6 separate regions of the Mus musculus genome follow, and regions 1, 2, 3, 4 and 5 are each linked to region 6. The links are chromatin loops, found by intact Hi-C in ENCODE. Cell type or tissue: left cerebral cortex. All regions are shown on one strand. Region 1 has its middle 37 kb from the start of Gm52797. Region 2 overlaps Fry (FRY microtubule binding protein). Region 3 holds the start of N4bp2l1 (NEDD4 binding protein 2-like 1). Region 4 holds the start of Brca2 (breast cancer 2, early onset). Region 5 overlaps Fry (FRY microtubule binding protein). Region 6 holds the start of N4bp2l2 (NEDD4 binding protein 2-like 2).

Region 1 (5,000 bases), 500 kb after region 6:
ACAGTGGTTTGGTTGCAGCATTCAAAGCTTCTGAACTGGGTGGGGTTGTGGGTAGGACATACAAGGTCAGTGCAGGGGTCAACTTAAGGTCTGGCCCTTACCCACACGTGCAAAGTGTTTTTTTTCCTTCTGCTCGGCCTATCACATATGAATCAGTGTCATCTCTCTTTCTTTCTCCCTCCTTTCTCTGGCTCTTCTGATTAGATCTAGAATACCTCAGAATACTTTTCACTCATCGGTGGATACTGAGTTTCAGTCTGGAAATGTGGAAAGACAGCTGGAGATAGAGGTTGGTGATGGCTATAAAATAAAGTGAATCTATTTGGTTTCACTGGCCTGGGGGCTCGAGAGGTGCTTCTGCAGTTACAAAAGTGAACTGCTGGCTGTCGAGATGGCTGAGAGGTTAAGAGCACTGACTGCTCTTCCGAAGGTACTGAGTTCAAATCCTAGCAACCACAGGGTAGCTTACAACCATCTGTAATGAGATCTGATGCCCTCTTCTGGTGTGTCTGAAGTCACCTACATTGTACTTATTGTATAATAATAAATAAAATTTAAAAAATGTTTTAAAAAAAAGAAAAGAAAGTGAACTTCTCTTCCAGCAAAAGTTACCCATGAAACTGGAGGAACCACGTCATTTACAGGGAGAAAGACATATTTGGAAAAAAAAAATAACAAAACAAAACCCTCCAAAACAACAATAAAAACACTCCTTATGCCTACTCTTTCCTTACAGTGTCCAAACAATTAAAGATTTAGGTCAGTTATTCCAATATATATTGGGATGGAATTATACATGTTGGGCAGAGTTATCTGATTTTAGTTTAATCAGTAGTATTAACAAAGACTCTGTCAGCCTTGTTCAAAGAATTCAGGGATAAGCTGGGCAGTGGTGGCACATGGCTTTAATCCCAGCACTTGGGAGGCAGAGGCAGGTGTATCTCTGAGTTTGAGGCCAGCCTGGTCTACAGAGTGAGTTCCAGGACAGCCAGGGCTACACAGAGAAACCCTGTCTTGAAAAAAATGGAAAAAAAAAAAAGAATTCAGGGATAAAATGGGACAATGGATCCATATAAGCCAGAGGAGGGACCCAAGTCATATGACCATGCATTCAGACTGACTCTTTTGAGGCCTGTGACTGCATCCGGGTTGGTGGTAGGGAAGAAACAAGAAGGGAGAGAAAGTGGAAGGACTCAACGGTTGTTTCAATTCAGTTCATTTTCTTTTTAATTCTTTAGATTTACTGATTTTATGTCTATGATTTTTCTTGCATGTGTCCATGCATCATGTGCGTGTAGTATCTACAGATTCCAGAAGAGGGTGTCGGATCTCCTGGAATTAGAGTGACAGCTGGTTGTGAGCTGTCATGTGGGTGCCGGGAATTGAACCTGGGTTCTCTGCTAGAGCAGCCAGTGCTTTTAATTACTGAGCAATCTCTCCAGTCTCAGTTCATTTTATGAAATTTTCATTTTGAGGTTTTAAGATCACAACATTTGCAATAAGAAAGTTTCTTCTATCAGTATTGAGCCTGGATTTTAATTTTTGTATTAACACACATACACACGCACACACACAAATCTGTGTTGCTATTTACACAGATTTATTGACTTCACCTTATGATGCAAACCACCTGATGATATTTATTTACAGGATCATAATGAGAAATTACATGTATAAGGCTGGTTTGTTTGCATATGATACTCAGACTCCCTAAATGATGCTTAAGATTCAAACTCGAGTCATTCACATTCAAACGTTTGCTAAAAAACCAAATTCCAGATGCTGGAAAAGATAGGTCACATATTAACGTTATATTCTATCCCTTCAAAAATATCTGCTCAGGACAAGATAGCATTTTTTTTTTTAAAGAAATACTGCTTTAAAATGTTCCTTTTATTTTTTGAGATTATAATATGACCACACCACTTCCATCTTCCCTTTTTCCGTTCCAAATCCTCTCATAAACCCCACCCCCTCCCCCTTGCTCTTTTTCAATTTCATGGCATCTTTTTTCATTAAGGGCGCTGTGTGGATGCAGACAACTGCGTGCCTCTAGCTCCCTCTGGTGCTCGCTTCGTATCTTTACCGTCATTACCGACTGCATCTATAGCCATTTGGAAATGAGCCTTGTGAGAAACCACTAATGTGTCTAAAGAGGAATGTCTCAAACAACCAGCCTGGATGCTAACCATGCCCACACGTGGAACTGGATCCGGTGTCATGTGGAGTGGCAAACATTTGGGCTCAAAAAGGAAATCTCTGGAATTCTATATAGTGCTTATTTTGTGGGAAACTTCCATGAAGAGCTACTGGTGATTTACAAGAGCTTATATTTAAGGAAAGCACACAATTATTAAACTTACCATTAAAAAGGTTGAATAGCTGGGCATGCGCGGGCGCGCGTGGCACGTGCGCATACACACACACACACACACACACACACACACACACACACACACACTACTGTAATTCCTGAGGAAGGCTGAGACCCTATCTCTAAATAAAGAAGATTTACTGTCCAAAGTGCCATTAGCCTGGTTTCACGCCTCAGGAATGAAAAGTTGCTCCTTTAATTGGCATGGATTTAGAACTGACTTTAGAGTTCCTGTGTAGGAGTCAAACAAACTGGAAGTATTAAAAAGCTAACTGGAATTCAGCAAATATTCTAAAGCACAGAAACGAAGGTATCAAGAAAATATGACTCAAATGAGTTCTGTGGAAGGGAAGGGAGAATGATTCTGAGTAGTGTGTGTGTGTGTGTGTGTGTGTGTGTGTGTGTGTGTGTGTGTGAAACAAATGCACACAAAATACATTGTAGGCTGGGCTGGAGAGATGGCTCAGTGGTTAAGAGCACTGGCTGCTCTTCCAGAGGACCCAGGTTCAAATCCCAGCACCCACAAGGCAGCTCACAACTATCTATAACTCCAGTTCTAGGGGAATCTTCTGGTCTCCATGGGCACTGTGCACACACAATACACACACCTATATGCAGATAAAACATCTATGTGCATTTTATTTTATTTTTAAAATTAAAATCTTAAAAAATACATTGTATGAAATTCTCAGAGAGATAATAAAAATGAACAGAAAAAAGACACACACACTAATTTGCCTCCATATAAGGCAGAATTACATTCTGTAATTTATCTCTTAATTTTATCTTTTTGTTGTTGTCGTTGTTCTTTTGGTCATGAGAGGGAATTTCTCTTATAATAAGAAAAAACAAACAAACCAAACTTTAAGAAATAAACATTGGTGAAGGAGAATGGCCTCACCCTGTGCACATTTGTTAAATATATGAAAAGGAAACCAGGGCAAGCCATTCTGTTTTGTTTTCAAATCCTTTTGATCAGTCAGTTTTTAAACCTCTAGCCTCATTCCTGGAAACCTCGCAAGCTGCCTTTTGATTCTTGCAGGTCCTAGCCCCTCAAAAGAGCTTCTCCAAAAAAAAAAAAAAAAAAAAAAAAATCTACATTTTATGTAATCTGGTCCATCTGCCTAGCAACAGGAGAGTGTTTCCAAAAAAAAAAAAAAAGCCACCAAGGAAACCACACAGTAGCCTCTGGGGATGCTCAAGGGGGGTGGGGGTGGGGAGGGGACAGGCCACCAAGATAAGACTGCTCTCAATACAAAATCCCAGATGGAGAAAGTAAGACAAGGAATGTTATAGATTTTTCTCAAACGAAACTCTGTAATTACAGTCTCAAGAGTGTCACATGGTTAAGATGCCATAAATAGTCCTTCAAGGACAAATAAACAAAAAAATTCTTTACTCTGGTCAATGGGTTTGGCCTTACCCACACCCTTAGGGAAGGGGTGTAGCTTGGCTTAGGAGTCAGAGGGGTTGTAGTTACACGGGTTAACTCAGACTGGATCCCGCCACTGGGCCTGCTTCCTATTTCACTGGCACCAGTCAAAAGTAGAGAGGACTCGAAAAACAAAAACAAAACAAAACAAAAAGTAGAGTGGAAGGGGGCAGGCTAGGGCAGAGACCAGAAAAGCACCCATGCCTTTTGTTTCTGTTAACACCTACTTGGAGTTTATGGCTGCCACACAACCCCATGAGTAAGGACAATGAAGCCAGGGAGACCTATCAGATCACCAGCCACAGTCCAGCCCTCTTCACGGATGCAGACCACAAACACGGAACTCTGAAAAACTCAATCAGGGCCTAGAGAGATGGCTCAGCGGTTAAAAGCGCTGACTGCTCTTCCAAAGGTCCTGAGTTCAAGTCCCAGCAACCACATGGTGGCTCACAACCACACCTAATGAGACCTGATGACCCCTTCTGGTGTATCTGAAGATGGCTACAGTGTACTTAGAAATAAATCTTTAGGGCCGACCCAGAAGAGCTCAGGAACATGGTAGCAAGCAACTACTTCAGGACAGGTATCAGAGAGGCAGCCCGAGAGGAGTGAATTATATAGAGAAGACAGCCACCGGAAGCCTGAAGGTTAGCTTAGAACAAGTGGCAAGTGATATCAATTAGCACCCTTGTGGTCTTATCCCAAGCTGTGGAGAGAAGGGTGACCAGAGCATTGAACTGAAGAGAAAATCTGCAACAATGTAACTAGCAGGCTGCAACAGCCTATTGTGAGCCCAGCAAGTTTTGCTTCTAGCCTGGACTACACTTCTCAAAATAACATAGAATAAAGACTGCCCTAAAACGCCCAGGATCTAGTCAAGCATGGCTGAATGGTCACGGTACCTCGTTTCACTTTCCCAAGTCCTGTGGAGTTTATTTATTACTCTTCTGATTTAGTGTTTGTTGCTAAGAGAAAATATCATCCAAAATCAACTCAGGGAGGAAAGGGAGAGATGCCAGGAAAGGGGGGGGGGGGGGGACTTAAGCAGAGACCATGGAGGAACACTGCTTACTGACTTATTTCCTCTGATTTGTTTAGCTACCCAGGACCACCTGCCTAGGGATAGGACCACCCACAGTGGGCTGGACCCTCACACATCAGTCATAAATCAAGAAAATGTCCCATAGATTTGCC
Region 2 (5,000 bases), 210 kb after region 6:
TTTTATGTGTATGAATGTTCCATCTACATGTGTGCCTGGGCGCCATGTGTGTGCTATCCAGGGGAGGTCAGAAGAGGGTGTAAGATCTCCAGGAACTGGAGCCGCCCTGTAGGTGCTCTTGGGTACCCTGCAAGAGCAGCCACTGAGCTATCTTTCTAGCTCCAAGCTCAGCTTTCTCAGCATAGCACTGACTACCCTCGGTTGGAGCCACCCATCCTGCCTCTGCACCAGATGCCCACCATGTGCCTTAGGTCACATACAAGGTAAAAAGCCAAAACCCTGTTGATTCATGATGCCAGATTGTGTGTGTGTGAAAATACAGAGCAGCTATTTCCAGATGGACCATTTGCACATATAGCTGTCAAATTTAAACATAACACCCAGAGTTTATCCCGAGATAGCAGAATATTGACAAATACCCTTGAAGTGTCAAAGATAATATTCTTGAAATTATTTAAAACGAAACTGTGTTTAAAAATGTTATTGTTAGAGAGCCAGCAATTGAACCAGGTCTTTGTGCATGATAAGGAAATAATCTCCTGAGCCGGGTGTGGTGGTGCACGCCTTTAGTCCCAGCACTCGGGAGGCAGAGGCAGGCGGATTTCTGAGTTCGAGGCCAGCCTGGTCTACAAAGTGAGTTCCAGGACAGCCAGGGCTACACAGAGAAACCCTGTCTCGAAAAACCAAAAAACAAAAACAAAAACAAAAAAACAAAACAATATCCTATTAAGCTCTACCCCTAGCCAAAATTAAATAAATAGATAAACAAACAAATAAATAAATAATCAAATACATTTTTCCAAATAAAGCTACTTAAGTGAGTCCTAAAGTGATAGGGTCATGGGTCAGCTTGCTTAAGATGATATACTGTCATAGGCCTGGGCCCAGACACCATTATCAGCCATTTTTTTTTTTTTTTCTTGCAGAGCACCTGGTTTGGATGAAAATTAACTTATCTAGTTGCCAGACACAGAGCGATAGCTTTGGATTTTTAGAAAAGAAAGTGGTTTTTGTTTTGTTTGTTTTTGATTTTTGTTTTTCCAGGAGTACTGGGGCTGGAACTCAGGGCCTCAATTCCTGCTACCTAGACACTGTACCACTTAGGTACATCCTCAGCCTGATTTCCTTCACCATTTACAGGGCAACAAAACCCATTCATAGGAGGCAGTACGGTGCCTACCCCTAGACCACAGTCAAAGACTTATCTCCTCTCAAGAGATGCAACCATGCAACTTCCAGAACTAAGGATACGAAAGCATTTTTATATTTTAGAAGATATTTCGATACTAGAGCAGCCAAGGGGGAGGGGCAGGGCAAAACCAAACCAAACCAAAAAACAACGAACAAACAATCCTCCTTCCCCCCGACCCCCGAAAAAAAACAAACCCTCATCTATCAAACACTTAAGAAGAAGTCTACACACAGATAGGCAGACGTGCTGGAGGGAAGGTGAAGCGCTCCGGTTGTTATAGAACTACACAAAGATACAATGCACCTGCCTGTGCACCAGAATTAAGTAAGAGTAACATCGTCTTACCTGAAGTTCCTGGGGGAGCAGTTTGAATGGACAGAAAAACAAACAAAAGTTCTATTTAAAATGATATAATGTATAAAACACCCCAGTGCATTTTAGTTTTCACACAACAACAGTGCTAGCAACATATTCTTCAGTAGACACAACTCTTACAAAAGAAGGAAAACATGCCTGAACTCCAAGGGAAAAAAGCATCACTATTTGCTCTCAGAGTTCCTGCTTGTCTTCCTGGCAGAAGATGAGGCTGAAGTGATGTCAGGAGCCCACGTGCGGAAGCAGCTTCCTACTTCAGCAACAACATTGTTCTCCTTAACACCTATTTATTTAGAATGTCTGAACCCTTGTTTGTGAGGAAATGTTTAAATATCATGGGAGAGAAAAGAGGGTCAGAGAGGGGCATCCGTTGGTCCCACTTCCAAAGCTAACAGTGCGGTCATGATCTAGCACCGCGGGGATATAGCCCCTTTAAAAGATCCTGCAAACTCCAAGGGCAAGAGCTGTGACGAAGAGCTTACTCAGATGCCCAAATTAACTTGAGACTTTGTTTCTTTGTTTTTGTTTTGGCAATCATGTTTGACGAAGAAGCCAGAGTATGTTTACATCACTGGCTTTGTCACGAGCTATTTGCCACTGGTGGGATTGTCTGATGGCTGGCACAGAGAATGTCAGCTGCATGCCCGACACTGCTCCACATGGCCCGCACAGGGCATCTGACCCTTCATGCTAGGTCCACAGGAAGTTTTTTTTTTTTTTTTAAAGATGTATTTTTTTTTAATGTATATGAGCACACTGTGGCTATCTTCAGACATACCAGAAGAGGGCATCGGATCCCATTACAGATGGTTGTGAGCCACCATGTGGGTGCTGGGAATTGAACTCAGGACCCCTGGAAGAGCAGTCAGTGCTCCTAACCGCTGAGCCATCTCTTCACCCCGAAAGTTTTTAATTATACCCACTGGCCCAAGGGGCAGACCTTGAGTCATGAGGACTCAGGCTCAAATGCTTTCATTTTACTGTGCTCTCAACATCTCTGTGTCTTTTATTTTAGTCCAGAAACTGCAAAGCTTCCTCAAAGGGTTTTCTTCTTTACTTCTGAAACAAGGGTCATCTGTGCTGACTAGGCTAATTTTGAACTCCTGGGCTCAGGAGACCCTCCTGCCTTCAAGTACCTGGGATTACAAAAGTGTTTACTCTTTTTCTTTTTCTTTTTTTTACTACTTTGTTTAGATTCATTTTTCTTATTTTCTTGAGCTCCTTATACAAATATTAATCTTTGAAAATACTGATTTCATTTTCTGTGTATGGAGTGTTTTGCCTGCACGGATGTACATGATGTACACTATTCACATGCAGTGCCTGCAGAAGCCACAAGAGGGCGTCAGATCCCCTGGACCTGAGAGTTACAGATGGCTGTGAGCCACTGGGTGGGTGCTGGGAACCGAACCCAGGTCTTGTAGAAGAGCAGCTGGTGCTGGTAACTGCTGAGCCTCCTCTTCAGCTCTCTAACATCCTAACCTTAGGTGATAAAGTAACCTACGTGATTTTCAGTTGTCAGTTGCTGTTGCTTAGGACAATACAGAGATAATGAAAGATACATTCTGGTATTTATCATTTATTGTCCCTGGACAGCTTCAGTTTTGTTTGTTTGTTTGTTTGTTTGTTTGTTTTGCTTTTCTTGGGGCTGAGATAGTCAGGCAGTCAAGCCTGTTAGACTTGTTAGATAAGTATTCTGCCTCTGAACTAGCCGTTCTGGAATTATGTCTAATTGCCTTCCAGGCCACTCTGTGTAATACCATCCTGGGGCTGAGACAGGAGGATGCTGCCTTTGATGTCAGTTGAACTTCTGGAAAGCAGAGGGTGCTGACCTTGAACTCTAACCAAAGACCAGAGTTAGGTCAGCTGCTCGGTCAAGGAGCCCTGACCTCAGCAGAGCACGCAGCACTGGCTCACAGGCATTTCAGGACTCCAGACTGATGTGTTTTGTGTTATCACTTCAAAACTATCTTCGCTGCATTTAGTGAATTCCTTCTTGGTCACTAATTATGGTTGCCAGAATCCCCTGAAATCCTCTTAATAGGTTTGAGAACAGTTTAAGAAGAAGATTAAGCAGGCATTCATTTAAGCGTGCCTTGGGGGTCAGTTTTTTTGTTTTTTGTTTTCCTTTTTCTCTTTCTTTTTTGTTTCTTGAGACAGGGTCTCACTTGTAGCCAGGCTGGCCTTAAACTCAGAAATCAGCTGGTGTCTGCCTCCCCAGTGCTCAGGTTGAAGGTGGGTACCACAATATCCGGAAGTACTTTTTTCTCTTACTATCTTTTGTGGGGGTGGGGTGGGGAGGTAGCAATGAAGATACAACCCAGGGCCTTGAGTATATAGTAGACAAATGCTCTACCACTGACTAACACTGCCAGCCTTAGCCAGAGCTTTGACACTCTTAGGTCTGGGTTTACTCAGTGTGCAATGCACTTGCATCTCTCCTGCTGGGTCAGACATGGGGCAGACCTGGACCTGGGAGGACAACAGAAGTCGGCACCTGGGGCTCAACTACACATGAGTGAGTGGGTTTTCCAGAAGTCACATTCTTTCTGTCAGCCACTCAGACTCTCATTTTCCCATTAGATCACAGTTAAGTTAGGAGGTGCCTACCTACCACAGGCTATAATCAACTTTCACTTTGGGCCTTTAACTGTAAAGGCTGCAGTTGGAACAGAGAGTGCATTTAGTTAAGTCAGAATTGACCAATGCAGCATTAGATGTCACAATCTTGAATTTTCATTCCCTGGAGGCAAGGCACTGCTTCTCCCAGGGAACGTGCCCTGAGCTGTACAATCGAAGGTGTTTCTTCTCCTCCTCCCAGGCCCCCAGATAACAGCAATGAATCTTATTATTGCCATTCCAAACAGACAGATCTGCACACGCCTGCCAGGACTTGAATTCAGCTGCCCCAGATGTCTGGAATGCCGACCACCAAGCAACCCCGAAGGGCTAAGACAGCGGATCTGTCTCATGCTTCATATTTCATTCTAAGCACTAATGATTTCATTAAACACAACACAGGAATACAGGAGCCTGAGGGCTCCGATCTCTAGGGGTGGCAACAGCAGGCTTTGAAGTGACTGAATCAATTAGAAATGGAATTGTTAGCATATTTTGCCCAGGTCCCAGGCTTAGAAATGATGCGTTCCTGTGATTTAAAAACAAAACAAAAAAAATTCTCCCTCAGACTACACACACAGTCTTTGTGTAGTCATTACGATTCAGATCTTTGCCATTTAAAAACAAGTTGGCAACTTTTGCTTCGGGCTCAGACAGGAAGGGCGGGGTGATTTGTACAACAGTGCGGCAGCTGTTCTTTGCAGAACTTGATGCAAAACGGAGTTCACAACTTTCTAACTAGAGAACTTGCTATAGAGAGTGTGGCCAGTAGAGAAAGCAACACTTTCGTTTAGGCAGGTCAGCGAGTGTTTGA
Region 3 (5,000 bases), 74 kb after region 6:
CCAGTGGGTGCTGCCAACTCCTGCAACTTGAATTTGGTTTTATATAAATGGTACCATGACAATCTCCCCTGCTATGTGGCAGCGGAAGGTGTTCATGAAGCCTCCTGAGTCCACCCGAGACCCAAGGAGTAACAAGAGACTTAAAAGTTGCATACAGCTTTTAAGGATAGTTTTGGCAGGCCGGTACCGGTACTAAGGAAACGTACAGGACCCTGAAGGAGTGTACCTCAGTCCTTGGGACCCCAGCCAGGTGCTGACTGATTCACAGGCAGTAGGGGAGACAACAGTCTTTACTGTGACTGCTCGGATGCGCTGGTCACATTCTCTAATCTCCCACGGAAAGTATTTACTTTCAAGGTCTAGGCCGGTCTGAAGTGAGATGAGGCAGAGCCGTGGCAGAGGGCTGGGCTTCCACAGTGACTGCAGGGAAACCTCCCACTGTGTCCCCGGGGCCAGGCCCCTTCCCTTGGGAAGGGCTGCGGAAGGCGGCGGGGGGCTGGAGGGAGCGCTGGGGGCTGCGTCACCCACGCTTCCCCGGGCTGTCAGACTCCCCGGCAGCGCCGGGGCCTCACAGGTAGAGACGCCCCCTCCCGCGGTTCGCGGGGCCGGGGAGGAGGGGCCGGGCTCCGAGCGCCCGCCCCTCCATCTATCACATGGCCGGAGAGTCACAAAAACAACAGCTTTGGCCAAGACCGTGACTTCAGGAAGGGAGCTCAGGGCCCTCGCCGCCAGCCCCCTCCCCATGGAGGACAGTTTTCTGGAATCGTTCGGGAGGCTGAGCCTCCAACAGCGGCAGCAGCAGCCGCCTCCTCGGCCGCCGCCCGCTCGGGGGCCACCTCCGCGCCGCCACAGCTTTAGGAAACACCTCTACCTCCTGCGCGGCCTCCCGGGCTCGGGAAAAACCACGCTGGCCAGGTAATGAGAGCGGCCTGGCGCCCACTCGCGCTCCTGCCCCGAGCGGCTCCGCGCGCCGCCCCTGCCCTTGCCCCGCGCGCCCGAGAGCTTTGCCGCGCGCCGGCCCGGGAGGACGGACCTCGGCAGTGCGCCTTGCGCAAGCCCCAAGACGCCGCCGCCGGCCCTTCCCCGCCGCGCCGGGCCTGGTGCCCACCCCTCCACCCCCAACTCCCCGGCAACCTTCGTCCCCAGCCCCGGGTCGGGGAGGCCCGCGGGGACTGCTCTTCGGGAAAAGCTGGTGGTGACTGCAGAGAAACCCGCTCCCCGCCCGCTGGCGCGCAGGCAGCCGCCACGGCGCCCACAGGCGCTGTCACCGGAGCGAGTTCGGGGATGTCCGGGTCGGGGGTCCGCGCGGCGCTGGCCGGGGGCCCGCTTTGAGATCTGGTGGATCGGCGCAGCCTGCGGCTGCTTTGGCGGCTGCGAAGGCGCACAGGTGCTCTGGGGAGGGGGGCGGGGGGCTGGCGGCGCCACCACCGACCGTCACTGACAGCCTCTCCGCGGGCGCCCAAATTCGATCACTCGCGAATTGCGTAAGCGGCCCTTCGGGTACCCGGGCAGAGAGAACTGCGCGGGCTTGCTGCCTGCTGCACCTTGCTAGGCCCACCGCTCCAGCCTGAACGCCCTCCACTTCCTGCCCTGCACTTGGTATTCCAGCAACGTTGGACTGTTTCTCTCTCCTTGCTGGGGTTGAGGATGCTGACCCTCCTGCCTGGCTTTCCCACCGTCACCCTTTGCCCGACTGGTCTCACTAGCCTTTTAAAACCGGTTCTATTACCTCCCCTCGCAGCTGCCTCACCCTGCCGTAGAAGCCGCCCGCCCTTCTCAGCGTCTTGGCTCCTGTTTACATCTCTGTGACTGCGCTTAGGTTTGCACACGGTTGCTTTTGCCTTCTGTGAGATACTTGAAGATAGGGGCCATGTCTTACCCTCCGTGAACGTTATCGGGCACACACTAGTCGATAGAAGCAGTCACTTGCCACCTGTGTGCTTGCTTCCCTTCTCATCAGATAAGGCTAGCCCTAGGACCCTGGAACCGCTGAAGAATCAAGGTAGCCCGCGGTCACATGCTGATTTCCATGGCACCAGGTAGTGATCATAGGGGGAGGGCCCGAATCTTTTGGATGTGGATGATGGGGAAACTGACACGGCCAGATAAGGGACTGACAATTTGTATTGGGGTTCTAGCTGATTTGTGGAGAAGCAGCCAGCTAACGAAAATTGCTACCTTTGCATCTTAGAGGGATAGATGACTTGCGAAGGCCACACTGGTACCCTTTTCTGAGACACCCTTCCGTAGGTTCTTTCCGGAAGCTCCTGGCAGTGGTAGGTTGGGTTCCAAGTGGAGAGCCTCCTTGGAACCCGGGACAACTTGGTTATTTTGTGATCCAGCAATTCACAGAGGGTACATCTGTTACCGGGTGTTTTCAGGATGCCAACCCTTGTTCGATCTCACTTTCACTTTGACAGCCTGTAAATTCTCCACACGCTCAAAGTCAGAGAAGGAAGTAACTTTTAGCCATGGCATCTCTAATCGCTGAGAGAGGAAGTAGTGTGAGGATCAGAGAATAGGGAAGAAAAGAAGCCGAGAGTCAGCACTGGAAAGCCAGGGCTTGGCCCGGGGAGCCTTTTAAGGGTCCTTTCTGTCTCTCCTTTTCTACACTTCTAGGATTTTAATTCCTGCTTGACATTTGACTAAGCAGAAGACATCGGACAAGAGAACATCTCATTAAACACCCGTAGGGACAGATTGGGTGAGCCCCGGCCTGAAGGCAGAAGCCTGCTGTAGATCTACCTCATCACTAGCTAGCTGCTGTCTTAAGCAACCATGACGCCTCTCTGTGACTACTAAGAGGTGATTAAGTTAGAGGGTTCAATGGGAATCTTTCTCGTAACTTCCTGTTGCCAGATCTAAAGAGTCAAGTATGGCTTCCTAGCCAAGCTCTGCCACTCACTGGAGATGTAGTCACTGGTTAGGTGACTGATTGGCAGGACAAGCCCTCGGAGTTACAGAGGCATTGGCTGTGACCAGAGGAGGCAAACCATGGACTCGGCCCCCTACTGTAAGGGGCAATGTAAGCCTTGGCATGCCTCCCGGTGGGCTGTGGGTTTATATATAAAGTTCCGCAGGGTGGGTTGCAAGTAAGAACCAGTCTGGAAGTCACAGCAAGACCTTCCCAGACCATGTTTTCCAGGGAGGGAATAGGAGAGAGAAGAATAGAAGATTGCCTTAAATAACACCATGTAGAACGGAGACACTGTACGGTTATTATGTCCTTACTGGATCCTGAGGGTCATTTTATCTATATGCTTTCAACATTTTCTATAATGGACGTGTATTTCTTAAACCAGACCTTTAAATAAAATCTTTTTCTTTAACGTTAGAGGAAGTTAGTTTTTGCAAATATGGGCTCATCTCCTGCTTAACTTTTATATCTCATTTGACTAAATAACTAATAAAATCTCTTTTAAAAATAGGATATGTCTTGTCTTTCAAGCCAACATTGTATTCTAGAATCTTCATGTCCAACTTGCTGGGATATGGAAAACATCTTTCTGAATTCTTCAGATTTTCCTTTTAAATTGGGTTTTTATCTGGTTTCAACATTTTAGCCATATTACAGTACCCGAGCTAGCATGTGCTCTAAGTCTACATTAAAATCTGTTCTCGGTTGAGCATTGTCTGGGGATAGGTGGTTACTATGAACTGTGATTCCAGCTCTGAGAACTCATCCTAAGGAAATGTTTGCACAAACATGCGGACACAGAGGAATGCTCATCAGAGATATGTCTTTCTGTGACAGAAGAAAGTAAGATAACTTAAATAAGTATAATTTCCTGATTAAATAGTAAACATAAAAATAGATTGGCTTATGAGTCACACAGTTATTGATGGAAACACACACACACACACACACACACACACACACGACCTGTAAATGTATTCTTCCCTGATATTAAATTAAAAGCCTGTCCCGGTGATCCCAGCTCTTGGGAAGTAGAGGCAGGAGTATCAGAAGTTCAGAGTCATCTTTGGCTACATCGTCAGTTCAAGACCAACCTGGGATAGGTGAGATCCTGTCCCCCAAAACGAAAAACAAACTAAGAAGAAAGCTACACACAGACACGCAAACCTCATTTTATGCTCAAAGAAAGAGGTCTGTATAGATGCTTAGAAAAAAACAAACTGAGTGAGAAGATAAGTAGACACCCATGGGTGCTGACTTTTAGTAGCGGGACCGTAGACTTTCCCCTCATTTGTTTTATGATTTTCAGCAACAGTTAGTTGTGTGTTGCCTGGTAACTTAAAAAAATTTTTTTTGAAAGATATGTGTGTGTGGTTGTTTTGTGTGCACACTTGTATGTTTTCCACATGTGTGCTCGATGCCTAGAGACGACTTCAGGAGAAGGCACTGCCTCCTCTGAAGCTAGAGTTGCAGATGGTCATGTGGGTGCTGGGAATCAAACCCTGGCCCCTGAAGAGCAACAAGTGCTCTTAATTGCTGAGCCCTCCCTCCAGACAGGGTCTCTCTGTATAGCCCTGGCTGCCTTGGAACTCACTTTGTAGACCAGAGTGGCCTTGCTTGGTAACTTTTTAAAGGTGAAACATCAAGGCGCAGTAAAGATTGTGTTTAATGACTTGGCTAGTAACTGTGTCCTTCTCTCAAGGAAGTCTTTCATAGGTTGATTTCCAGTTGGACATAGGCTAGGAAACTCATGAGGAGATGAACTTTTTAACAACTATGACATTTTATCTTGATTCCTTTAACACCTGAGCCAACCCCACAAATACATTCACTGTGAAGATCACAGAGAGCATATTAAACACAGGGGCTGTGGGCTGTGAAGGCCAGCCATGCTAATCAACAGTCATTAATCAACTGTGACCATGTTCCCTTGCTTTCTGAGACTTACTCTCAATGAGGCTGTAGACAGGGCCTAGACAGGGCCTAGAAGGTGTTTCAGAGTAACAAGCAGGAAGAAACAACTAGTAACAATCAGTTCTGTTCTTAGGCAAGCAGGGTGGGATGTGGAACAGTGCCTCAATGC
Region 4 (5,000 bases), 140 kb after region 6:
TGGGCCAGAGTTTCAAATAAACATGAGAAAGATTCTTACATGGCAACAACAAAATGTCAAACAGGACCCAACCACCCTATATAGCTGTTACCCACGGCATAGGGGGGTTCAATATATTTTCATAATTAGAGCATGGTGTTCTTTGTCCTTTTCACAATGTCAACATCTGTACAACAAGGAATGAGGTATGTAAACACCTGGTGCACCTACATGACAGAAGGCAGTGGACCCAACTGCACTAGCACTTAACATTGCCTAGCAATCCACAGGAGAATGCCAGGGACTCACTAACAACGTAAAAGGAACAGTATGAAGCTCATGCTCCAACCTTCTCATTGCCGTGTATCTGATGTGTGCACATGGAATCAAGAGTCTACCTTCATGTTGCTTCTGGCTTAGAAACTGGTCATCAGACCTATGTAGCACACACTTTCACCCACTAAGCCACCGATGGGACCAAGCTTTAATTCCTTAGCCTGCCTTTTTAATCCTTTCTGAGAAACAAAATGCATGTAGCATTTTTGCAGACAGAAGTTTGGCAGGCATTTTCTCTAGAATGAAGTGGGCTTTTATAGTAAAGACAAAAGTGTGTTGCTAATGATGAGATGTGAGCTTTCAAAATGAAATTAACAATTTCTAGAGAACTAACAGTAGCTGACTTCTTCCAGACTTCAAAAACTTATCAGATCAGTTGTAATATTAATGGATGTGATCTTTTTCATGCACTGTCAATATTTATTTATGATATCTAATTCAGAGCCTGGTGTGGCTGTTCACACTGCAATCCCAGCACTCAGGAAGGTCACTGCAAGTTTGAAACCAGCCTGATCTACATAGCAAATCGTAAATCAGTCATGGTTACGGAGCAAGACGATGTCATTTAACAGAGAAAGCTAGGGTTGGAGAAATGACTCAGTGGTTAAGAAGCTCTTGGGTTAAGAAGCTCTTGCAGAAGACCCAAACTCAGTCTAGCATCTACATCACAGCCCACAACCAACCTGCAACTCCAGCTCCAGGGGACCTGATGTCCTCTTCTGACTTCTGTAGGCACCGACACACACAGAGCAAATACACAAACACACTCATACAGCTCAAAACAAAATAAGTCATAAAAGGTTTGAAAAGTGTTCATCACTAGCATCACCAATGCTTCTGATTTGCTCGTAGCCCTTTCAAAACAGTTCTTTCCACTGGAAGTCAAAGAGTTAGTTCCCCATCAGTTTAGGTATTCTACATCATCTGATTGACCAGGAAAAGATTATGTTAACTGGATCTGACTCCACGACCTGTTTACAGCACAAATCACCTTCAACTCCTGATCCTCCTGCCTCTACCTCCCAAAGGTGAGATTACAGGAATCAGCTAATGCCTGCTAAATTGATGCTGAGGAACAAATGCAGAGACCAGGGTCACTTTCATCCCTCTTTTGTGTTTTGTTTTTAATTAGGTCTAAGCTCTGTTGCTCCTGACATCCAGGAATTCCCTATGTAGCCCAAGTTGGCCTTGAACTCATTTAATCCACCTGGCTCAGTTTTCTGCCTCAGCTTCCATAGGATTATAACCTAGCTCAAGTAATTTTTTGTTTGTTTTTCTGAGACAGAGGCTCTCTATAAAGCCCTTTATCTCTCTCTTTAGACTAGGCTGGCCTCAAACTCAGAGAAGTCCACCTGCCTCTGTCTCCCAGGTGCTGGGGTTTTTGTTTGTTTTTAAAGCAAGCATTCACCTTGACTTATTTTATTGAAAATATTTTTTTAATGGGACTTAATTTACCAGGTTTTATAAAATTCCTCAATACCTGCTGTGCTGCATCTCGCCTTAAAAATTTCCCAAAAAGTTGGTCTCCTTTTGTATTCAACGGGCATTTTCTCTACAGTATTTCTCCGATGCTCGGTAAGGAAGTCTGCAAAAGAGAAAATAACAGACACTGCACAAGCCTGGTTTCTTGTGACAGGTAAAACCAGAATCGCTTGGAAGCTTATCCTACCTCAGGCCTATCTTTTGGGACAAGAGCAGAACTTATCATGAAGATGGGGACAGTTTATAACTGTGCTTCCAACCAAGTGGCTACTAGATACATCACAGCACCCGAAAGTGGCTATGGTGGGAGTCAATGACAAGACAAACCTAACGTTATTTAGAATTATTCACATTGACTAATCAGGGAGCCGAGACACACACGTTAGGTAATCCGGCGACTGCAGAACGGGGCAGCTACCGCGGACTCTGGACGCGCCGGATCCCTCTGGGAGGACGCCGCGGGCTGCACCGGGGCAGCTGCTCCGGGTGGCCGTGAAGGAGGTCGACTGGCTCCTCCGGGGTGTCAGGCGCGTCCCTCACGGCCTCACGACCCCGGAGCGCACGCCCGCCACACCCGGCCGCACCGACCCGCTCCGCTCCCGCAGCGGTAGCTGACTGACGGCAACGCCTCACGGCTCCCGCTCCCGCGAAAAGCCCGCGCTCTGCCCGTGACGTCATGACCCCGCGACGGGGACGCGGCGCGAGTGCCACCGGGAAGTCAGCGAGCAGCTCCTTCTGTGCCTGTTCCCGGCTAGCATGTGCTCGCCCATCCCCAGCCGAATTCCTTTCTTCCCCTCACGATATGTGTGTGTGTCTGTTTCCCGCTGTGGCCTAAAATTTTGTTTATACTTTCTTTTTCTGTATCTTCGGGGTTCTTGGAGTTCTGTTTACTTTAACCCTGAAGATAGACTTGGAAGGGATTCTTTGGATCTCTTTACCCTCTTCTCAATGTCGTCACATTAAATAAATCTTTCAGCTTTACACTTTTAATTTGGCGCTTTTAATTGTCTTATTGAGGACGGGTGGTAGGACCTGGGCTCAAGTGTTCTCTCTCCTTCTCCCCCTCCCCCTCTTTTCTCTCTCATACACACACACACACACACACACACACGCACGCACGCAGTTAAATAGCAGTCCTGCAATATTAGTACTCCTTTCTGCAGGTTTTAGGATGCGATCACCGTATTTCCCGACTTTTCCAGAAACTGGCCTAGAAAACTGAAACATTATTACCTCTCCCCTGAATTTACTGAGTAACAAGCCCAGTGCATGGCTTACTGTAGGTTTGTAGTTTGAACTTTAGAAAGCCCTCGACTGGATCCAACAAGAGATCTTAGAGGCCTTGCTGCTTCCAGAACATGATTAAGCAGTTAAAAGGTCCTCTTGGATTAGAAAAACAATGACCTGCGGTTGGGGAATCTGGCTCAATAGTAGAGACTCTGGGTCTGGGTTAGATACTCAGCACTACAATAAAGACGATTGAGAAAAGTCTGCTTGGTTTATTGGTATCAATTTTGTCTGGTAAGCTGTAATCCTTAGTTTTAGCAAGAAGTATCACTATTGTAAAAAAATACTAAAACTTTTGATGTAGGTCTGCTTAGCAAAGAAGAGGCCTATGATATTATCTAGTAATAAACTACTGCTTGCTGAACGTTTCTAACAATACTATGAAGTGTTTAGCATTGTCCAGTGGGTAAAAACTAGCCTGGTAGACGTTCTAAATTTAGATTCAAATCCATTTGGTTTTGTTAGCTTGTAAAATGAGACAAAGGTGACATATGTCTTTAATCCCAGCACTTGGGAGGCAGAGGCAGGCTGATCTCTATGAGTTCGAGGCTAGCCTGGTCTACACAGAGAAACTCTGTCTTGGAAAAAAAACATATTGGGGCCAGAGAGACAGCTGAACAGTTGAGGGCACTGGCTGCTCTTCCAGAGGTCCTCAATTCAATTTCCAGCACCCTCATGATGACTTACAACCATCTGTAATGGGATCTGATGCCTTCTCCTGGCGTGCAGATAGATGTACATGCAGACAAAGCACTCAAACAATAAAATGCACAGTAATTTCTACTTAGAAAAGAAAAAAATTGCTTCTTCCCCCGGGGAAGTCGGAGGAGAGAGGTGTCTCACTAGAGTGGAATAATGAGAAGCCTTGACACATTTCACCCCCTGAAAGATAGCTCAGTATCACACCCTCCTGGCCTTTAACAGCTCATGACTACGTTTTGTGTTCTTGGTACAAGGAACCTCCCAACCATGTCTGTCTGTTCTAATAGACTTTGTATGATTTGAGCTCAGCTACTCAGATTGTTAACTACCAAGCATTATTGAATTCAATCCATTATCTGTTAAATCTATTATTTTCATAAAAATGTATATGATGTGCACTGCACCTTGATGGTCATATATATATTGTAAATACTGAATAAAAGTCTTACAGTTAGTATAGTCATACCCTCACAGAGTTACCTTCTATGTCTAGGTGTGTGATGGAGAGTATCAAATCTCTTCTAGCAAATCTGTAGGATGCAGTTCAATATTGTGTGGATGAGAATCTCTAGGGGGAAAAGCTGTGTCTACAAAGGTTGTTGATTAAAACTCGGTAACTGTGAAGAGTTTGGAATATTGCTGGTTCAGAGCCTAATTACAATGTATTGCCTGCTGTCATTAGGTCCCTAAAAGTGTATTTTTTTTTTTTTCGAGACAGGGTTTCTCTGTGTAGCCTTGGCTGTCCTAGAACTCACTCTGTAGACCAGGCTGGCCTCGAACTCAGAAATCTGCCTGCCTCTGCCTCTCAAGTGCTGGGATTAAAGGCATGTGCCACCAGCGCCCGGCTAAAAGTGTATTCTTTACCCACCTCTATGGTGTAGTGCCTTTAATCCTAACAAACATTAAGAAAAACCCTTCAGAATATATTAACAAAACCATATGAACCAAAGGTCCAAGAATGCTATCAAATAGCATCAGAGGCCTACAGCTGAGATCTCTCCCTGTCTGTCACCCGTCTCTCTGATGTTTCCACTGAAGTAATTTTTGGTTTCCAGCCTAGCCTTTAATGGCTGATCTGTCTCTCCAGTCCTATCAGTGCATTTTTTTTCTTTTTTTTCTTTTTTTTTTTTTTGGTTTTTTGAGACAGGGTTTCTCTGTATAGCCCTGGCTGTCCTGGAACTCACTCTGTAGACCAGGCTGGCCTCGAACTCAGA
Region 5 (5,000 bases), 230 kb after region 6:
CAGTGTGCTTAGGGCGGGAAACAGGACCCCTAGCCATTGGAGAAGTACCCAAGCTTTCCCCACACCCCTATCACTGCAGTGTGCTTAGGACAGGAAACAAACCCCCTAGCCATTTCTGTCTTCTCTTGTTTTGTTTTTTGAAAGCTCTGAAGTACTGGCTGGCCTCTAAATCACAGAGATCCTCCTGCCTCTGCCTTCCAAGGGCTGGGATTAAAGGCGCATGTAACCACTCCAGGCCAAAATCATAGTTATTGAATAGATGATAATGAAGGCAGTTCCAGGGAGGTCTGGAATTATAAACATAGAATTCAAATAGTAGGGAAAAAAATCAGAAAATAAACCTCAAAAGGAAAACCATGGGGCACTATTGAAATTATAAATTTAAAGATATAATTTGCTGCTCATCAACTTGGCAAAGGTTAGGAATTGAGAATATTCAGAATTGGTTAATGAAATAAAGAAATATTTCATATATCATTAAAGATGTCAATTAGATAATTTAGCATTGGAGACCAAGGAAACTAAAAAGGTCTATATTTCTTGTTTGTTTTTGTTTTGAGATATTGTTTCACTATGTTATTGAGGTTTAGTCTGTTGCTATGTATTGTAAAGCTAAATTCTGAAGGTCTAGGTGAATTCTCATGATAACAGGCCATTGTGTAAACCTTGTTCCGTGACTTAAAACTATTGGTTAAGTAAAAAGGGAAGCTATTTAAGAGAGAGCAGTGCAGGGGGCTGGAGAGATGGCCTAGCGGTTAAGAGCACTGACTGCTCTTCCAGAGGTTCTGAGTTCAATTCCCAGCAACCACATGGTGGCTCACAACCATCTGTAACGGGATCCAATGCCCTCTTCTGGGGTGTCTGTAAATACCATATAATAAATAAATAATAAATAAATAAATCTTTAAAAAAAAGAGAGAGAGAGAGCAGTGTGGAGAAGAGAAGAAAGAGGAGGAGGGGGAGGGGGAGGGGGAGGGGGAGGCAGAGCCAGTGTTACTGGGACAGTTGTACAGAGACAGGTTAGAGGGAGAAAAAGAGAGAGCCAGAGAATGAGAATGAGCCAAAAGATTAGAACATATTGCCAAAGTTAGCATGAGGTCATTCAGGAGAAACTGAGAAGCCAGATTGAATCAGTCAGCTGGGAGAGGAGTTTAAGTCAGAACAGCTGAGTTGAACCAGCCCACCAGAGATCAATTTGAAAGAACAAGAAAGGGGGAGCTTATTCAGGAGCAAGTCTCAGAGGCTGAAAACACTCTAGGCCTAGATAAGATTGTATGGAGGCTAGAGGCTTCCAGGACCAGGAAGGTTAGCAGGTGGAGACAGTATGCCTCAGAGACAACAATTACATCAGGCGAGTAAAAGTTACTTTTATACTTATTTATTTATTTTTATGTATGGGGGTCCGGCTTGTGTATAAGTCTATATACCACATGCTTGCAGTGCCTACGGAGGCCAGAAGAGGGTATCTGATTTCTTGGAACTGGAGTTAGGCTGTGAACTGCCATATAGGTGCTAAGATTCAAACTTTGACCCTCTGGAAGAGCAGCCAGTGTTCTTAACTCCTTAACACCTCTGCAATCTCCATAAAGCCTTTTAAAAGAGCTATGTATTTATGTGTATGTGTGTGCCTATGTGAATTTATGTGCACTGCATACATGCAGGTGCCTATGAAGTCAAAAGATAGTGTAAGGGCTCAGCAGTTAAAAGTACTGGCTGCTCAGCCGGGTTACGGAATAATCCGAATCTCTATTATCCTAGATCCACTAACGAAATATATGGCCTATCCCTTTATTCTCCTATCCCTGTGAGGAAAAATTATAACAAGCTCAATCTGCTTACGCAAAACAGATTTAAAATCATTAATCGCTTATTCCTCAGTTAGCCATATACTCGGGAGGCAGAGGTAGGTGGATTTCTGAGTTCGAGGCCAGCCTGGTCTACAAAGTGAGTCCCAGGACAGCCAGGGCTACACAGAGAAACCCTATCTCAAAAAAAAGTACTGGCTGCTCTTCCAGAGGACCTGGGTTCGTTTCCTTGGACCCACATGGTAGCTCACAACTGTCAATTCTAATCAAGAGCTCCTGACGCCCTCTTGTGGCTTGTGAAGGTACTACATGCCCAAGTACCTTTAACACATAAAAATAAGGATACTTTTAAAAAGCTTTATTTTAAAAGTTCACTGTTCAGATTTACTGCAAAGAACTGACAGAAACCATGCAGGTAGACGTTGAAATCGCACATCAGAAGAGGTAACTGAGCAGTCTACACACACGAGAAAGCAGAGAGCTACATTAATCTATTGTGTGGGAAAAATGACTACATCGACTGGAAAGAAGATATAAAAACAAAACAAGAGAACACACAAAGAAAACAGTGCAAAAGTGTAAACAGATCATTATGCAAAAGGACACATAGAATAGCAAAATTCAGTGGGCACTGGGGAAAACAAAAATATTTACAGATCATCTCTAATGTTGTAGATTGAGAAAGCCTTTGTGAAGACCGAGTCCCCAAATGTATAGAGCTAAGAGCACCCACATAGCCACGCCCTTTGATGGGGTACTTCTACTTTAGGAAATGAGACCATACAATACTATTTCATAAAGTGCTTTTTAATACAAAGCCATGATTGGACTGGAGAGACAGCCCAGTGGTTAAGAGCACACCCTGCTCTTGCAGAGGTGCAGGGTTTGATGCCCGGAACCCATGTTAGATTGCTCACAGCCCCCTGTAACTCCAGGTCCAGGGATCTGATCCCCTGCTTTGGCCTCTGCAGGTACAGAACTCACCTGCCTCCCCTCCCCCCACAATTAAAACGAAATAGTAAATCTTGGTTAAAAAGTGAGTGACCACTTGACACATCACCAAGTGTCCCTTGATAATGTGGCAACAGGGCCATCCGCACAAACAAATCACAAATGTAAGCAATGGGACAGGGAAGTGTTAAGTGGAGTGTCACGTTCATGCGTAAATATCAAGTATTTATACACACAAAGTAAATATCAAGCAGACAGAGCAGAGCAATACAAGTCTGTGTGTGTGCAAGGGCAAGGCCAGGACCTGAATGAAGGAAAGAAATAGAACAGAAGTTGATAGACTCCACAGGGCAGGAAGCCGGAGAGGTCGTCATAGCAAGGCTGCTGACAGTTTTGGGCTAATGGCTGAACAGTACAATTTATGCATCTATTAAAATTTTTTTAGATTTATTTCCTACATTTGAGTGTTTTGCATGTATGAATGTATGTATGTGCATACATGTCTGTCGCATGTGAGCTCAGATCCCATGCAAGGAGACATCAGATCCCCAGGAACTGGAGTTATAGATGGCTGTAAGCTGCCATGTGGACTCTGGGATTTGAACCCAGGTCCTCTGCAAGAGCAGTCAGTGCTCTTAACCACTGAGCCATCTCTCTGGCTTCATAACTTTTTCCTTTTGAAGACAGAATATTATTCTACTATATGTACACACCGCATCCAATTTGTACTTTTAAAATGTTTATGGTAAACGTTCTAGACAAAATCTCCTACATGGTCATCTTACTCATTACCCCCTCAGGATGGGTGCTGTATGTCCCCTGCTTTGGTAGCAGGGTATATGTGGTGGTTTTCCTCATACTGTCTGGGTGCTGAGAGAAGGGTGAGTTTGCTTGCAGGAAAAGGTATGACCAGGGGATTATTGGAAGCAAGAGTGCTGTGTAGGAGGGGTGTTTAAAATGCTGGTCACTTGGAGGTGCTATACATGAGATCGTCTGCCTTGTAAAATGCTACAGACATCTCACATCCATGGTACAGAAGCTCAGAGTAAGAGTTTGTAAGGATTGTGCTAGAAACACACATGCTTCTAGTTGTACAGACAAGAGGCAATGATATTTTCTGTCTAGATTATAATTTGTTAATTAGTTTAGAACAATCAATTACTAACATGCCTAGCGACATACTAAGTTCTTGATGAGATCTGACTGCCATTCCCCACTCCCACCTCTTACCTCTGGGATTACAGATGTGTGCTCTCATGCCAGGCTAGGATCAAGTTTATCCCAGCCATGCTGATGGGAAGGGAGGCCGATGGATCTAGGGTCAGTTATCTTGAACTTACAGCTCATGAGTTAACAGAGCCCAGCCTCAGCTTCTTCACAGAATACCCCACTCACTGATGTGTTGTGAGGATTTAAAATGAATCCATTAGCATTTGGAGACCTTGGTCTCCCAGCACAAGGCACGACACTTACTGTCAAAGCTCTATACTCATGTGAACCATGGATGTTAAACTGATGTTATCCTTAGCGTCAACAATTACCTCTGCCAGGTAGGTGACCATGTTCAAGGTGATGTCGGCATAGGCTTCATGAAGGTAGCGACAGACCACGTTGACCCATGTGGCGCAGTCCCTTGTGTAGCTGTGTGTTTTGTAAAGGGTCATGACGTGAGCCAGGTTGGAAAGTTTAGGGTTTTTTTCTTCCAAGCAAACCTTTGAAGAGAAGCAGACCAATTTAGAGCGTTTCCAATGGACGGGAAGGGACGTTAGCAAACATTCTAAGTCCTGATCGTCTGGAGAAGAGCCCATATGCTTTTGGGTAGCGACGGAGATGCTTCATCGAGTCATTCACTAGTACACACTTTCCCTCACAAATCTTTCCACTTGCTTCGTGTTCATTAACTTTGCCTAGATGTGGATTCCAGGATGGATTCTGGTCGGCAAGCTTGGCAGCAAGCACCTTTACCTGCTGAGCCTTCTCAACAGCTACCATCTGCCTCTCCCTGCCTCCCCACTTCCTTCCTTCCTTCCTTCCTTCCTTCCTTCCTTCCTTCCTTCCTTCCTTCCTTCCTTCCTTCCTTCCTTCTTCTTTTGAGATAGGTCTTCTTTGTGTAGCCCTGGAACTCACTCTATAGACCAGACTGGCCCTGAACTTAGAGATGCACCTGTCTCTGCCTCCCGAATGCTGGGATCAACGGTGTGCACTGTACCACCATTCGGCTCCCACTTGCTTTTCTTAATAATG
Region 6 (5,000 bases):
CATCACCCACATGGTGGCTCACAGCAATCAGTAACTCCAGTTCCAGGGAATCTAACGCCCTCTTGGAGCCTCCTTGAACACTGCATGCATGTGGTACACAGGCATACACACAGGCAAAGCACACAGTAAGGTTTTCATTGGGGTGGACAGATGGGTTAGAACATTGGCTGCTCTAGCAGAGGACCTGGGTTCAGTTCACAACACCCACGTGGTGGCTCACAACTACCTCTAACTCCAGTTCCAGGGGATCTGACGCTCACTTCTGCCCGCTGCAGACTCCTTCATAAAATGAAAATAAATTTAACTTAAAACTAATAGGTTCTCCTGTCTCTACAGCCATTTATACTTTACTGATTTTCTTCAATGTTTGGAATATCTGAAATAATTGTCTTCTACATTTTCCTCCACTGGTGTGATACTACAATCATAGCTTCGGACACACTATATGTAAGCACTCTGGTTTGAAAATCCATCATTTATGAATATAGATTACAGCAACTGAGACTTGTGAAATATGCTGCAGTAGTTCTGAAATAGGTTGTACAAAATGATACATCAAACTGCTATTTACTGTGAATGATAAATAATTTGTTGTTAGTCAGGGTTCACTAGAGTCACAGAACATAGAGAATAAATCTCTCTTTATATGTACACGTGTATGTATATGTATACATATATATATATATGCATATGTCCATACACATATATGGAATTTATTGGAATGACTTACAGGCTGCAGTCCAGCTAATGCAACAATGGCTTGCGGTGAACAGAAAGTCCAAGAACCCAGTAGTTGCTCAGTCCCACAAGGCTGGGTGTCTCAGCTGGTCCTCCATCTATGCTGGAATCCCATAGAAGAAGGCTCCAGTGCCCGTGAAGGAATGGATGTGCTAGCAGGCAAAGAGCAAAAGCTTCCTGCTTCCGAGCTCTTATATAGACTTCCAGCAGAAAGAGTGAACATTAAAGGCATTTCTTCCCAATTCAAGATGTGGATCAAAGGCATGCATGTGTCTTCTCATCTCAAAGGTCAGAACTAGAAATGGACTCTCCCACTCCAGACCAAACAAAATCTTTCACAGGTTATGTCCTCCATTTCCAGATTGTGACTCATTCCAGATAGACAAGCTGACGACCAAGAATAGCCATCACATATGTAATCTCTGACAATGACACCAGAATCTTGTTAAGAGGGTGTTCATATTCAGAGGATGCTGATGGGTTCTGGTGTGCTATAGTAAGCATCAACTGAAGGAGGCAGTATATACACTTTTATATGAAAATCATGTTTCAAGACGTCAGTGGTGGCTTGGCTCAATGATAGAGGGCTTAGCTGCCATACTTGAGGTCCTAGGTTCAATTCTTAGAAGTTGTATTAGTCAGGGTTCTTTAGAGTCACAGAACTTATGGGTAGTCTCTATACAGAAAGGGAATTTATTGACGATTTACAGTCTGTAATTCAAGTCCCCAACAATGGTCAGCAGCAGCAGTGAATGGAAGCCCAACATCTAGATCAGTCCCACAAGGCAAGGAGGCGAAGAAGAGAGAGAGTGAATCTTCCTTCTTTCAATGTCCTTATGTAGGTCTCCAGCAGACAGTGTGGCCCAGATTAAAGGTGTGTGCCACCATGCCTGGATCTGTCTGGGACTTGCTTTGTCCCGGATGACCTTGAACTCAGAGATCTCCCTGTCTTAATCTTTAATTCTGAGCCACTATGCCTCAAGGTCTCCATGCCAAAATCCAGGTCAGAAACTTGTATCTCCCAGCCTCCAGATTAGCTCACAGGTGAGAGCTTTCCAATTCTGGATTGTAGTTTATTCTAGATAGAGTCAAGTTGACAACCTGGAATAGCCACTACAGGACTGAAGCTGTGTGTGTGTGTGGGGGGGTGGTGGTGAATGTTAAAGGAACAGTGTTTCCAGCTGCTGTGGGACAATGGGATATAGGAGGGTGCTGGAGCAATGTGCAGAATAGACAATAGATTTGGTGTTACATTCTAGAACACTCCACCAGAGTCTTCACAAGAGAAGGGTAGTAATAGGGACTGGTAAGAACTGGGACGAGGACACTGCTTTTCATAAAGTAAATGGGTTTTCTCTCTTTTACACAACACTCTTAAGAGAGAGAGAGAGAGAGAGAGAGAGAGTGTGTGTGTATACATATTTACACACACACACTCAGGTGTATATATATGTATATATACACTCAGGTAAAACACTCACATAAAATAAAATAGTGATTTGTTTTAGTTTGTTTTGTTTTGTTTGAGACAGGGTTTCTCTGTGTAGCCCTGGCTGTCCTGGAACTCACTCTGTAGACCAGGCTGGCCTTGAACTCAGAAATCTGCCTGCCTCTGCCTCCCAAGTGCTGGGACTAAAGGCGTGCTCCACCACTGCCCGGCTTCACTGTGCTTTTTATCTATTATACTTATAAATTAAAACATTATTGTGGGGGCTGGTGAGATGGCTCAGAGGGTAAGAGCACCCGACTGCTCTTCCGAAGGTCCAGAGTTCAAATCCCAGCAACCACATGGTGGCTCACAACCATCCGTAACAAGATCTGACTCCCTCTTCTGGTGTGTCTGAAGACAGCTACAGTGTACTTAAAATAATAAATAAATCTTTAAAAAAAAAAAAAAAACATTATTGTGTTGGAGACAAGACTTATTCAAATATGCTGAGATGGCCGATCTTCTTGTGCGGGCCCAAACGAAACAAGGGGTGGAGAGGACGACAGGCTAATAGAAATGGAAAGGAGAAAAAAAAAGACCTTTAACTGGAGCTAGTCATTTGGTTGGTATTTAGTTTTAATTCAATACATATTTATATAGCAGTTTTCCTATATCTGGAAGTAAGATACTTTATAATTTCTTCTCCCCAAGAGTCATCTGTTATGGGGTTCTGAGGTGCAGGCACTCTATTTTGCCACAGTTGTTCAGAAGCTTAAAATTATACTAAATGGTGTTTCTGAGAAACCATAGCAACTGAGTTCTGTTACACAAAATGTTTTCCCCTTTGAAGCCTAGGCTGATTCTTTTGTCTCCTGAAAAGCCTGAAAACTGTTCACTCACCACAGAGGCTTGCGCGTCCATCCACCTGGGGGCGCCAAGCACTCTTGTTCTTTTTGAGTCGTGAACCCCAGAGGACGTCGCTGCCTTTATAGATAAAGGTGATGTTTCTTTAAGAAACTTCCCCCCACTACAGGGCGGGGAACAAGACTGAGTCTACGTTGGTGGCCAAAATAGCTTGTAAGTCTTGCAATGGACTCTGGAACACTGAGTTTCGGTGCCTTGAGGTAAACGAGGACTGCGGGACGCCGGACTTCAATCCCCATAATGCCGGGCGTGAGCCCGCGGTGCTGCATGGGTAATCCTAGAGGTGGCGGCCATCTTGCGTATGAAACTGCTCCAGCCTCGCGTCTCTTTCCAGCTCCGTTTAATAGCTACGTTTTGGACGGTCTCTCGTCTTCCCGGAGGTTCGTGTGTTCGCGGAAGTTCTTTTTTTTTTTTTTTGGAGGGGGTGGAGTGGGGTGGGGGAGGGCTTGGAGAGGAAGATGGTGGAAGTGCTTACAGAGCGATGGGTCCCGGTGGAGGTGAGGGAGGTATTTCCGGTTTCGTCTGAGCGAACGGCTGGCGCCTGCACCTCCGGCTTTGACACAGCTCTCGCCTCACTGCGAGCGTGGAAGCCCCAAGAGAAGCCTGTCAGCCTTCGGGACCTCCCCGGATTCTTAGAAGGGATCTTGACGTTTTCCTTAGGGACGGAGAAGCCGGAGCGCCCCTGGCCTGGCAGCCCGCCCCCGGTCAGGAGGCCTTGGGGGCCCGGCAGGTAGGGCGCTGACGACGTCGGTCCACCCTGCTGCACTTGCTTGGTTGGCTCTTGACGTTAGATTGAGGACATGGGAGCATGTGGCCGAGGTGGGGGCTCTTTCCGGGAACCTGGCTTTTCTCCGCAGTTGGAGCTTCCTTCGTCTCTGCTAATGGCTTGTCGCCTTTCTTCTCGTTTGTAGGGTTTGGGTTTTGATTCCAAGAGCAGGCCAGATGTGACCAAAAGAGCGCTTTTGGTTTCTTAACGCCCCTCCCTCTATGACAAGAGAAGCGAAGTTGTGATTTTTTTAAAAAGACATAGTCTCTCCCAACCAGGCTGCTCTGCAACCCATTTGTGTAGCCAACCCATACTGGACTGGAAATCTATTGATAGGATTACAGGTTTGAGCTACCACGGCCTGTCAAGAGTAATTTTAATTACATTTATTGACAGGGTCTTGGGTAATACAGACTGACCTTGAACTTACTGTGTAGTCCAGGCTGGTCTTGAGCTCCTTTCAACACCTGCCAAATGCTAGTGTTGCAGTCATAGACCACCCTGCCTAAAAAGTGTATTTTTCAAGTTAGAGAAACTACTAGAAAAGATGAATGATTTGATTTTTAAAGTTTTCTGATTATTTTCCCTAAGCATAATTTGTATCATCACTAAAACTCAAAACTTTTTTTTTTCCAAATTATTACATTCAATTGGAAAACTGCTTTTATACTACTTAAAAGAAAAAGACCCCACAAAGACTGCGTTTTTAGTTAACCTGGTATTTGGATGCTAAAGAGAGATAATTGTTTGGAAGTTAAAGTATATACTACAAAAGACATGATGATTTTAAACAGGAAGGTATTTGTGGTACAGTGTACTGAAGGAAAATGAGATTTTGTAACTTGTGATTCATGTAAAAGAGTTGTCTATGAGCCCGGATGCCAGGGCAGGGCTCTTGACTGTAAAGATGAAAAGGAATGCAAGGACGCAGGCAAGGCTATCTTGTCTGAGTTGACACCATCTGGCTGGAACCTCCCCTCTGTCTATTGCCCCTTGGCGCCGGGTAAAGTCATACATCAACTGGTTGCTATGTGAACAAGATAAGCCCCCAGCCCACAAGAACAAAGTCCTGATGCCCTTTTGCTGAAGCCAATAGTGTGTCTAGTGTGTAGCTATGCTGAATTCCACACCCCTAAGCCCCTC

Evidence for each region. Hi-C counts contacts between places; a loop is a spot of excess contacts. Peaks named below come from ENCODE experiments on the same cell type or tissue, not always from the same donor. Only the 100,000 strongest peaks of a DNase experiment are listed, where the experiment ranks them.
Region 1: it touches region 6 in a loop (6-fold over the local background); 7 of 42 quality-filtered maps call a loop at or near these places.
Region 2: it touches region 6 in a loop (2.6-fold over the local background); 19 of 42 quality-filtered maps call a loop at or near these places.
Region 3: a loop joins it to region 6, with 7 times the contacts of the local background. A loop is called at or near these places in 6 of 42 quality-filtered maps.
Region 4: it touches region 6 in a loop (7-fold over the local background); 20 of 42 quality-filtered maps call a loop at or near these places.
Region 5: it touches region 6 in a loop (8-fold over the local background); 19 of 42 quality-filtered maps call a loop at or near these places.

What each region holds. Positions count from the first base shown.
Region 1 is chr5:150,165,980-150,170,979 of GRCm38, reverse strand. It overlaps a transcript of Fry not described here. Among named protein-coding and RNA genes, the nearest start is that of Gm52797, 37 kb to the right of the region's middle. In left cerebral cortex, CTCF peaks have their summits at 1,312 (motif pointing right) and 2,075 (motif pointing left); DNase peaks (open chromatin) are centred at 2,103 and 3,378; H3K27ac peaks cover 1,335 bases.
Region 2 is chr5:150,457,935-150,462,934 of GRCm38, reverse strand. The region is part of intron 51 of Fry (FRY microtubule binding protein); the gene reads right to left. Among named protein-coding and RNA genes, the nearest start is that of Gm5, 42 kb to the left of the region's middle. In left cerebral cortex, a CTCF peak has its summit at 2,906 (motif pointing right); no DNase peak of the experiment used is centred here; H3K4me3 peaks cover 991 bases; H3K27ac peaks cover 1,555 bases.
Region 3 is chr5:150,590,179-150,595,178 of GRCm38, reverse strand. It overlaps N4bp2l1 (NEDD4 binding protein 2-like 1), which reads left to right and starts at 654. Exons shown (of 5, transcript NM_133898.4): 1 at 654-915. The coding sequence starts at 743. In left cerebral cortex, no CTCF peak of the experiment used is centred here; DNase peaks (open chromatin) are centred at 1,076, 1,495, 1,740, 1,966 and 2 more places; H3K4me3 peaks cover 2,894 bases; H3K27ac peaks cover 2,370 bases.
Region 4 is chr5:150,520,075-150,525,074 of GRCm38, reverse strand. It overlaps Brca2 (breast cancer 2, early onset), which reads right to left and starts at 2,454. Exons shown (of 27, transcript NM_009765.3): 1 at 2,179-2,454; 2 at 1,796-1,900. The coding sequence starts at 1,862. In left cerebral cortex, no CTCF peak of the experiment used is centred here; DNase peaks (open chromatin) are centred at 2,480 and 2,861; H3K4me3 peaks cover 1,463 bases; H3K27ac peaks cover 598 bases.
Region 5 is chr5:150,438,954-150,443,953 of GRCm38, reverse strand. Fry (FRY microtubule binding protein) reads right to left here. Exons shown (of 61, transcript NM_172887.2): 46 at 4,298-4,468. Among named protein-coding and RNA genes, the nearest start is that of Gm36299, 34 kb to the right of the region's middle. In left cerebral cortex, CTCF peaks have their summits at 1,468 (motif pointing right) and 2,097 (motif pointing left); a DNase peak (open chromatin) is centred at 2,082.
Region 6 is chr5:150,663,972-150,668,971 of GRCm38, reverse strand. N4bp2l2 (NEDD4 binding protein 2-like 2) reads left to right here and starts at 3,360. Exons shown (of 6, transcript NM_201369.3): 1 at 3,360-3,471. In left cerebral cortex, a CTCF peak has its summit at 3,097 (motif pointing right); DNase peaks (open chromatin) are centred at 3,229 and 3,613; H3K4me3 peaks cover 1,631 bases; H3K27ac peaks cover 1,190 bases.